Linked DNA regions of Homo sapiens: all the other regions are linked to region 2. Evidence: chromatin contacts called from ENCODE Hi-C or POLR2A ChIA-PET data. All regions are on one chromosome and are shown on one strand. Each heading gives the region's core, a stretch centred on a gene start or an enhancer-like site at or near the end of the contact. The rest is flanking DNA. Distances are from core to core; before and after follow the strand shown.

What was found. Hi-C counts contacts between places; a loop is a spot of excess contacts on that map. ChIA-PET counts read pairs that join two places held with the same protein, here RNA polymerase II (POLR2A). Pooled maps may share reads with other maps.
Region 1: a loop to region 2 is called in a map of endothelial cell of umbilical vein, with 4 times the contacts of the local background. The contact joins two enhancer-like sites. A Hi-C loop is called at or near these places in 1 of 168 maps with a recorded cell type or tissue (endothelial cell of umbilical vein) and 2 of 50 pooled maps. POLR2A ChIA-PET finds 5 or more read pairs at or near these places in 1 of 52 experiments (H1).
Region 3: a map of endothelial cell of umbilical vein shows a loop between it and region 2 (6-fold over the local background). The contact joins two enhancer-like sites. A Hi-C loop is called at or near these places in 4 of 168 maps with a recorded cell type or tissue (aorta, ascending aorta and endothelial cell of umbilical vein) and 4 of 50 pooled maps.

What each region holds. Positions count from the first base shown.
Region 1 is chr1:219,323,082-219,326,658 of GRCh38, reverse strand. It overlaps a transcript of LYPLAL1 not described here. Among named protein-coding and RNA genes, the nearest start is that of LYPLAL1, 150 kb to the right of the region's middle. Within about 2 kb of position 1,823, at least 2 of the 41 ENCODE cell types and tissues checked have a DNase peak (open chromatin) inside an H3K27ac peak, as active enhancers do; they include endothelial cell of umbilical vein, where a contact is called at or near this core.
Region 2 is chr1:218,478,698-218,482,189 of GRCh38, reverse strand. No RefSeq gene overlaps it. Among named protein-coding and RNA genes, the nearest start is that of LINC02869, 30 kb to the left of the region's middle. Within about 2 kb of position 1,474, at least 13 of the 41 ENCODE cell types and tissues checked have a DNase peak (open chromatin) inside an H3K27ac peak, as active enhancers do; they include ascending aorta and endothelial cell of umbilical vein, where a contact is called at or near this core.
Region 3 is chr1:219,303,364-219,306,712 of GRCh38, reverse strand. It overlaps a transcript of LYPLAL1 not described here. Among named protein-coding and RNA genes, the nearest start is that of LYPLAL1, 130 kb to the right of the region's middle. Within about 2 kb of position 1,717, at least 4 of the 41 ENCODE cell types and tissues checked have a DNase peak (open chromatin) inside an H3K27ac peak, as active enhancers do; they include ascending aorta and endothelial cell of umbilical vein, where a contact is called at or near this core.

The DNA of each region.
Region 1 (3,577 bases), core at 574-3,073, 840 kb before region 2:
GGGTCCACACTACAGGAAAGGCGCCAAGGAGGCTACTTAATCTAATTTGAATCAAATAGGTAGAAGGAATTTTCTTGTTGATACGGGGCCTTAGGCCACTACCCCGAGTCAAGAATCCCAGAAGGGAATTGGGGATCATGTCCTATATAGTAATAACCTCCACTGGAATTATAATAGACAACAGATACAGAATGAAGATTCAGGGTCCCAGCCATCTTTCCACCTCCTTCCTGGAGGCACAAACTAATATGACATTAAGCCCTGCCAGTATTGCAATTTTCATTCTAACCTTAAGAAAATTCTTGTGGCTGTTTAGAGACCTTTTCATTCAATGCCCCCCCACCCCCCAACCCCCCACCCACCAAAAACAAAAAACCCTCACGAACTAACAAAATGGAAATTTCAGGTTAGTAGGATCAAGATTTGGGAGTCAAAAAGCCTTTAAGGCTGGGCGTGGTGGCTCACCCCTGTAATCCCAATATTTTGAGAGGCCGAGGCAGGCGGGTCACCTGAGGTCAGGAGTTTGAGACCAGCCTGGCTAACATGGTGAAACCCCGCCTCTACTATAAATACAAAAATTAGCAGGGCATAGTGGTGGGTGCCTGTAATCCCAGCTACTCGGGAGGCTGAGGCAGGGAGAATCACTTGAACCCAGGAGGTGGAGGTTGTAGTAAGCTGAGATGAAAATCCTTTAAACCTCCCAAATTGCATCATTTAGGTGATTCCTACTTTACCTACAAATAACACCAATCCTGGATGGACATACCTTTAGGATTGTGTCATTTCTTATATTTCCCCCAAATTCTATAATCCCAAACTTCTTACAGGATTGGTCAGAAGATATGGAAACAATCACCAATGAGAGCCAACACCTCTGCTAAAACTGAGTGGATTAACAATATGTGCTAAGTGGGCTGAGGACATGACTGATTTAATTCACTCAATTAAATCAGAATTCATTCTGTTTCTCACAGGGGAAGGTGAGGTGAGAAGTGAAGTGATGAAGGAAAAAATATGTATGTGGGTGCTTAATTGACTTGTACTCATTTACAAGCTACAACCCATTGTCTTTATTCTTTTCATATGTTTTGAAACTCTTAGAAATTCTCAGAGGAACAAAGTCATATAAGTGTAAAACCATGATGATAGAGTATTGCTATTTCCCACTACTATTAAGTCTACTATAGTGGTCTTCATGAGTCAAGAAAGGGACGGTGCCATTTTTCTTTGCATGGAAATTTTCAAAACATCAGGGAAGGGGTGGTTTAGACAATGTCTCAAAATTTCTTTTTCAGGAGCTACGACTTAACAATGTTGTAGCGAAGGGGAAAGAAGAAGGGGTGGGTATAGGGAGTGAGTGAATCTATATGACAAATCTTGTAGTACAAGTGTTTGTGGTTAACTGAGAAACGCATTATGAGTCAAGCCTTTGGAAAGAGGTGAGTAATTAAAGACAAATGCTATGACATAATCATTTACACGCAGCAGAAAGATTTTAGATTAAATCTGGCCTGACCCACTGCTCGGCAAGTGTTATCATGGATTCTTGAGAGGTATTCATTTATTTACTTTCTAATTTGGCCCATATGTTTTTTTGAAAACAAAGAAGTTTATATTTCCCATAGGAACTAGCCTCAGTCTAGTGATGGTTAAGAAGGTTGGTGTATTTGGGAACACACAGATCTCCTGTGTGCACCATCAAACCCAATGAACAGCATGTCAGCTTGAAAACACCTTATTTGAAAAAAGCCAAGGAGCTTTGCTATAGCACTTTTACTGGAATACATTCTGTATTTAAGGCGGTTACTCTATGCACATTTAGATGACTCAGTGAAACATCAGTTAGAGCAATAACTTGCCACAATAACAAAAATCATATGTACTGACTTTTACTTTGCAACTCTTCAACCTGACCTCAACACACACTCACCAACACACACATACACACACACTATTTGGCTTCATCCTGTATTTCACTCACCATCCATGTCAATCTGATGTCAAGAAACCAGTTTTTGAAGCAAGAGGCAGATTTAGCCTTCTTCCTTCCTTAATCCTAACACTATAATACAAAACATGCTATGTAACTCCAGGAGATGGCTTCATGGTTATCCAATTCCTATTAAATTTTAGCTGCTGCCTTTATTAAATGCAGGAAACACGAGTGCAGAGGGGGAAGGGATAAGAGAGAGGGGCCGAGTCACTACCTTTTGTTCTTTATATTTGGATAGATGTGGAATTGTTAAGGTCAGGCTTTCTGCAGAGTGAAAGGATAGTAAGTACTGTTTGCAGAGCTGACCCAGTTCCTCCAGGCATTTCAGAACATTCTATGAAGGAGCTATACACTCGTCTTTGGAGAAAAGGAGAACTCGTGGTCACACTTATCCCTCCAAAAAGAATGAAGCTTAAAATTCAGGGCCTTTAACCCATAAGTTACAGAGTGAGAATTAAGAATCAGAAACTGGCATCTAGTTTCTTTTCAGGATAATTCTTTCCTAGTAACAACCATCTGGTCACATTCTGTTTTCTTGTAGGGTAAAGAATAAATGCACACTGCAGGAAAAAGGGGCCTTACAGTGGGTAAGAAAGAACCACCATTTGGGAACAGTACCAGAGAGAAACGCACATTTAGACTGGGTAGTGAAGAGAGCATCGGCTTACTAGTCAGTTACCATGTTCCTGGGAGCTTTGATGATCTGCCAAAACATGACAGATGTTCAGAAAGGTAAGGAGACTCAAGTCACTGCCTTTTAATTATTACTATATGGGTGGTTATGGGTGTGTGTTTTAGTATATATGCATGTGTGTGTATATTTCTTTCTCAGTGTTGATAGTATATTTCCATAAATATTGTTATACTGGGGAGATTAAAGCAACTGCAGGAATCCACTGTACTTTTTTCTAAGGTTTTTATTATTGTTTTTGCCTTTGCCCTCTTCCCTTCTAAACTGCCTCGGTTATTATTCAGGCTTATACTATACATTGTTGAACAAATGCCAGCTCTATGGAAACCACAGTTCTCCCTGTCCATGGGTCACTTTGGTACATGTTTCATTTGGAGCAGCCGTAACAGAGCCCAGCTTCAAAGGAGAGAGCTCACAACAGACGTGGGCAGGAATTTCATTATGCCACATGTGACAGGCAGGCTGCTCTGCCCATTTCAGCAATCAACAACCTTGTGGGGCACAGACAGATGAGAAGGGATACCCTACTGCTTCCCTATTTGGCTCAGCCCCTTCCTCCCTAACCTCTTTCAAACTCACCTAATGAAGGCCACATAATGAGACTTCCCTGAGAAACCAGGACTATTGACAGGAAGTCTTTACAAGGGTCTGAATCCACCCACCTCTCATTTTTCTTCCTCTTCATGAGGTCTTTTTTTCCTAGTTCATGTTAGTTTATATTTTCAGTATACTTTCAATTCCATAACTGACCTAACCTTTCCATGTGGTTGCACCTGCAGCTTTTGAAATGTGCATATGGTGACTTTTCCCCAAATGTCGCTGCATCTCAGGGAAGGGCAATTAGTTCCCATGGTTGTCCCGCTGTTTATACATTTAACAGTTCAGTTAGGTCT
Region 2 (3,492 bases), core at 225-2,724:
TCCATCTCAAAAAATAAAATAAATAAATAAATAAATTCGGACTAGGCACAGTGGCTCACACCTGTCATCCCAGCATTTTGGGAGGACAAGGCAAGCAGATCATGAGGTCAGGAGTTCGAAACCAGCCTGGCCAATGTGGTGAAACCCCATTTCTACTAAAAATACAAACATTAGCCCAGCGTGGTGGTGTGCACCTGTAGTCCCAGCTACTTGGGAGGCTGAGGCAGAAGAATCGCTTGAACCCAGAAGGCAGAAGTTGCAGTGAGCCGAGATCGCACCACTGCACTTCAGCCTGGGGGACAGAGCAAGACTCCATCTCAAAATAAATAATAGATAAATAAATAAATAAATAAATACATAAATACATAAATAAAATAAATTCATTTAAAAGTGTTTAAATGAGATCCACATATCTGCATATAAACCCATGTAGGCAAATACTCAAGCTAATTATGTAGTCTCATGGTTAAATTCTTCTTCCTTTAGTCATTAGATAAAGAAACTTATTTAGAGAGAAACCAGAAAAACTAACAATGGTACAGTAGCAGCTAGGCAGTTGAAGAGCCAGGAAAGGAATACGGGAGCCCTCCCTGCTTATCCTATTTAATTATTTCCCCACACTGTCCCCTTCAGAGCAATGATAACACCCAACCTTTCTTGGAAAGCACCACATTTTTCGGGCTATGTTTCTTTTGGAATTGTTCTGGAGACAACAACATGATTAAAATTTGAGGCAAGGGACAGACACAATATCTATCTGGTTGCTATTAGTGTTTTGGAAACTCCAAATGAAATACCGCTAGTTAGCAACTAGAGATGTTGATCAAACAATAGTTCCCCAGCCAACATAAAAACTAGTTGTATCCAGATGACTTTGCTCTCAAGCATTGGAATTTTGGGGCATGTGGGTAAAGCTTGGCTAATTATGATACTGACCACAGTAAAGCACACATATGTATGGCAAAACACTCATATATTGAATTTATGGCATGCCAGAGATAGCCATTCCATATGACACTACCAGCTTTATAAACCAAAACAACTTTGTCCCAATGTAGTAAACTGTTAGAGTTCGTGATAAATCATTGAACAATTAATCTATCTCACAGCCTGTCTTGCACTCCATTTTACAAACTGAGAATATACTTCAGGACTGAAAATATGGGAAAGCATTCAGATATGAATTGCTGAAATAACTACAAGGAAATCTCATTGCACACCATACAAGTTATGTTGACATGGAAGAATATCTCCCCATCAGTCTGAGTAAACTATTACATAACAGCTAAGCTATAATAAAATCCTGATTCCAAATCAAATAAGTCTCCCAGACTTCTAAAATGAGTCACCAACAGCTTTATAAACATACAAAATACTTGACAAGGAAGTCTCTGATAATTTTTCAGTAATTATGTCTGCAAATTGTTCCTTGCTGACATCATCATTAGAAATGGTTTCCCATAAGCTTGTATTGCCTCTTCACATCTGTTCATTAATCACTAATGCTTTGAATATTTCTATCATTATTAGGTAATTCACAGGGTTTACATGATTCCGCAGCACTCTTCTCAGTGGAATTTTTAATTAGTGGAATCAGTGTGATCAAAGCTGATATAATTATGGTCTCATGTTCCTTGCAGTATTTTTAGTGCAGATTCATGATGCTGACAAACCTTAATCCTAAAACAATATTTCAGAAACAAAGATGACACAGTTTCTAAACATCTTGAAAAAAAGTGCAAGGGAGAGAGAGGGGACAGAGTTGAGGGGTCACTAAGTTGACATATTTCGTGTTTAAAGACATTTCAAAGCACTGGCGTCATCTTTCTTTGTGTTGGACATGAGATTTGAAGTCCTGCTCTGACATGTGATTCACAAACCAGCCCTGAGCCAAGTATGAGTGTCAGATGCTGGGTTCTGCATACTGTATTGTCTGGCAATGAGTGTAGGAGAGAGGAAGAGCTAGCTACGCAAAGCAGTCCTGCTGCTCTAGAATAAAGAAAGAGCAGTCCCAGCCTGGCCACATGGGTTTATCCCTCAAAGGAGGGCAACACAGCAGAAAATGTAAGTCTTAGACCTGGGAAAGTTGTTGGGGACAAGAGGATTCCTTGGCCTAAACTATGCCATTATAATGGATGTGACCCAGAATAAACTAAGTCCTTGATCTCTCTGTAACTGTATTCATCCAGTGATAAACACTGGCTCCCTGGAAGCCTGAGAAAGCACAATATTTAGAGGAGTTCAAAATGTGTCTAAATGGAATTTGGATTTCTCCCTAAATGACCTGCGTGGTGGGCATGCCAGAAGCTTGCCACTGGAATGCCACTGGAATGAAGATGGTTGAACAAGCAAAGGAATAAGCACAGTACTTCCTGTTGAAAACAAAATTGCTATCTTTGTCAGGCCTGAAGCCTTCAGTTTAATACATAAAATAAATACTTGGGAAAGAGAAGATGTTTTCTATGGGAAAATGGAAGTTCTGAGGGTAAGATTTAGGTTAATACAAAATAAAAGCTTTCTATCATTAGAGCTATCCAACATTGTTGGATAGGGTTGACAAGCAAAGTAACAAGTATTTCACAACAGGAAGCTTTCCAGTGGAAACTGTGTGTGTGTGTCAAATAAGCAATTCATTTATTAATTTATTCACTCATAACACATTATTTATGAAGTGCTTATTAAGTAATCATAGGGTACAGAGAATGCAAAGATTGATAAAAATATAGCCCCTAACATAACATAGCCCAGGAGTTCACAAAACAATAGATGAGACACACACCAAAGCAGAATATTAAAACAATATAGTCAATAATAAGCTAACAAAATGACCCAGCTTTGGGACACACATAAGACCTGACTTCAAAAGGAGCTAGAGAAATAGACTGTATTCTTCCACTGGGCTTCTGAGTGGTTGATTTTCTGTGCTTCCAAAAAGACAGAGCTTCAGACCCATTGGTCATGTTAGTAGAAACTGATGCCCATCTCTTTAACTTGAAGAGAATCAGCAAGTTGGAATAATAGAAAGAGAATAGTAGAACAACCAGTGCTGCCAATAAAAGTGAATTGGTAGGGGAGAAAAAGATAAAGAAAATAGAAAGTGGTATTGGTAGACTCTTGGAAATCATGGTTTCCATAGCAAAAAGTTTGCTTTCTCTCTGCCTCTGACCCAGGAAATAAACACTTTCTCATGACCCTAATTACAGGATACTTCGAACTGTAGAAATTTGCAATGACAGGAAAATACACACACACACACCTGTTTCCATAAACTAACCATGGAAACTATTTAAAAACTGATAGTCATATAACCTATACCAGAATGTGTGACAATAACTTTTATACCCAAAGCATAGAATAAATATCAATAGAAAATAATTTATGCTGAAATAGAGTGAAAACTATTTATTTTATATAAGATCCCTGAGATAAGAAACCAAAAGCTGAGAACCATGAACCATTAGCAATTGTTTTGAGGAACTATGAAGAATATGA
Region 3 (3,349 bases), core at 468-2,967, 820 kb before region 2:
TATCTTAAGGATTTGGCTCACATAATTATGGAGGATGACAAGCCCCAATATCTACATAAGCAAGCTGAAGACCTAGGAGAGGTGATGGTGTAACTCCAGTCCAAGTCTAATAGGCTGGAGACCCAGGAAGAGCCAGTGCTTTCCTTCAAGTCCAAAGGAAAAAAATATAAAAAACTTATGTCCCATGTTGATATGCAGAAGGAATTCTTTCTTACTAGACTTTATGTTCTATTAAGGTCTTCAACTAATTGGATGACACCCACCCAAATTAGGGATGGCAGTGTGCTTTACTCATTCTACTGATTCAAATGTTAATCTCATCCAGAAACTCACTCACAGACACACTAGAATAATCATAAACCAAATACCTGGGCTCCCTGTGGCTCAGTCATATTGACACAAAATTAACCATCAGAGCTCCCAATAACCTTTGGTTACTTATAAAATTTATTGTTTACAAGTTACATATCTGACAGCATTAGGAAACCAGAGAATGCAATGCATTTGTTGAAGACAATTTCCAAAGAGATTTTCCAAAAGTATTTTGGACTTGGCCTCTCAAAGTCTACACTCAAGAAGATACCATTCATATGTATATATTTATATGTTCTGTATGATTGATGTGAACTAAATTACATGTATGGAGTTCATTGTCTGTTAGAAAACGCTAGTAGTAGCTGAGACTTTCAGAGTGTCAAAGATAAGATTACTTTTCATGTAACCTGAGATAACCTGGACAAATGAAATATCTTTAATCTGGAAATGGGAGAATACTGTCAACATTCCTGGGTTAAATCATAAAATACCGCATAAACAAAATGGAAGTATTGTAGTTCAGAGTTGATAGTGATGATGAAGCTGGTGGTGTTGGAAGAAAGAGGTTGTTTTGCCAAGGACATATATGGATCCTCATTTCCCCTCCAATTTTAGATTTCTCTCAGCAGAGGAATCAGCCTTGTATTTCTTTCATATTCTCACAGCACCTGGTACAGCACCCAACACAGAGTAAGTGGTCAACAAATTTCTGTTTGTAAACGATAGGGTTTTCAACAGATACCCAATGCCCTGAATATCACTTTCTGCCATTGTGCCATTATCCTGTTCAATCAAGTTGCGTGCATCAGTTTAAGACATGCACTGTTATTTCAGTGTTTTACATCAGCCATTATAGGCTTCACAATAATTTTATGGAGTCCTTGGAAGTATCATCCAATTTTGTGACCCCAAAACATCCTTTATAGATAAATGAATAGTCTTGAGGGGGAGGCATCTTCGGCTGTTTTTTTCTTCAGTATGTCTCTTTTCTAACTTCTGCATAACTTTCCATCCAGGCTAAAGACTTATGAAAACAGCACCTTATATGCTTCCTACACCAATTACAGAGTACTCTACACCCTGAAAGAAAGGGAGTATATTTGTGTCTAGAGCTCCTGATGGGTTAACTACCCATGTTACATGTCATATCTCATCACCTGGCATTCCAGATAGTCTAACATTTTTCTTTTGTGATCTCTCCTTATAAGGCTTGTACCTTTCATCTCCACACTGTAAATTCTGGTCCTTCCCATTCCTAATTTCTTGAGCCACAGTCCATGTAAGAACAGACTGTGGTCCCCTCAGTGACATGGCACAACTTAGCCTAGTAGGTTGAGGGATATGCCGAACCAGTGAGTAATGTCTGGGAACTCTTTGGCTGACGTCCTCCTGTGCAAGGACAAATTTGCATTCTCACAAGTTCTCAGAATGTTTCTCCTTTAGGAACAATATCTGACACTGGAATTTTTGAAACCTGCAGTACTGTGTCAAGCCAAGCCTCTTTGCCGATAGGAAAAATGAAAGCCAATTTTGTTCTTCATTCCTGCGACTCGTTTATTGTGCTATGACCTTGTGTAGACTAGCCTTTAATTCCCTCAGAGATCTGTGTAGACGACTTGGCATCTCAATATGTGTTTTCATGGCAATCTAGGGTCTGGTGCCTTTCCTACCCTCCACAGCCACCATTTAGTGATCACTCCTTGGACTTCTGCCTCACTTACTTTCACTACACAATTTAGAACTTAATTATACACGACTTTATATTTTTGGACTCTTGTTTCCCAGTCTTCACTGCTAATTTGTTAAAGGAATGGATTATATTTTATGCCTCTTCTGAATCCCACCCAAAGCACCTAGCATCCTGCTCTAAGTAATCTAAGAGTCACTCACTAAATAGATGCCATGACGATGAAATCATACGAATGGCTTTTGATGACATACCAGATCTTACACATTCAAATGAATGCTTTCCTTGGCAAGACTGCCACCTGGCAGGCTACCCACATATGCCAGTGATGTTATCAATGCTCAAAATAATTTTTCAGTGACTCTGTCTGCTTGAATTAAACTGAGCATCTTGGATAATTATTTAATATTTGTTATTTAGCATCTACTATAAATGCATGGCACTGTTTTTAGTGGGTACCACAAATATATTAAGATATGATTTCCTGGTCTCAGACCTTTTGCAGTTTTATGTATAGGGTCAGAAAAGGTTGTGACAGCAATTTTACAAGGTAAAATCTGGCAAATATCATATGGGAGGTATAAAGGATTATAGGGATCAGAGAGAGAGAAGGTAATTTACAGCTGAGCCTAAAGGGGACATACATCTTCAATCTTTATGTTTGTAAATCATTGTAAATATTTATTAGATAATTGTTTTGGTCTTAAGCAACAACTAAAAACTATTTAGAACTAGTTAGGGAATAAGTTATGTAAATAATTGGGTAATACTGTTAAAAATTGCAATGGAGCAATAAATCATATCCCTAGGTTGGAAACTTGTTTTGAAGGGAACTGTTTCTTCAAACAGAAAAACATAGTAGCCACCCGAGCCAATCAGGTATCATAAGATACCTATGATGTCATTCACACCTGTCTGCCATCTAATTTTTGACCATTCATCTCCATGTGCCATTTGTATTTGTTTCCTCATTTGTAAAAGTAAAGAACATAAGCCAGACCAAAGGTTTTCAGCGGAATTATGAAAACATCCAGGAGTTATGGGCTTCCCTATGAGATTTCACTTGAATAAATATATGGCAATAAAATAGTATTTGAGAATTGCTAGACTTCATCACTGTTGAGTTCTCTCACAGCTCACATGTTCTATGATCTGCACATAGTAGATGAGCTCCAACCACCAGTAACACTGGGTGACAAGAAACAACCAATTGCCTGCTGCAGATCATCTGCTCCATGGCCAAAATGTCTTGGGGATTCCCAAGCCCCAGGCACAACCCTGCTTATCTGTCACTAGCTCTCCTGTCACCTGGTTTTATTTCCCTCAGAGTAGTCATGACTCTTAAAT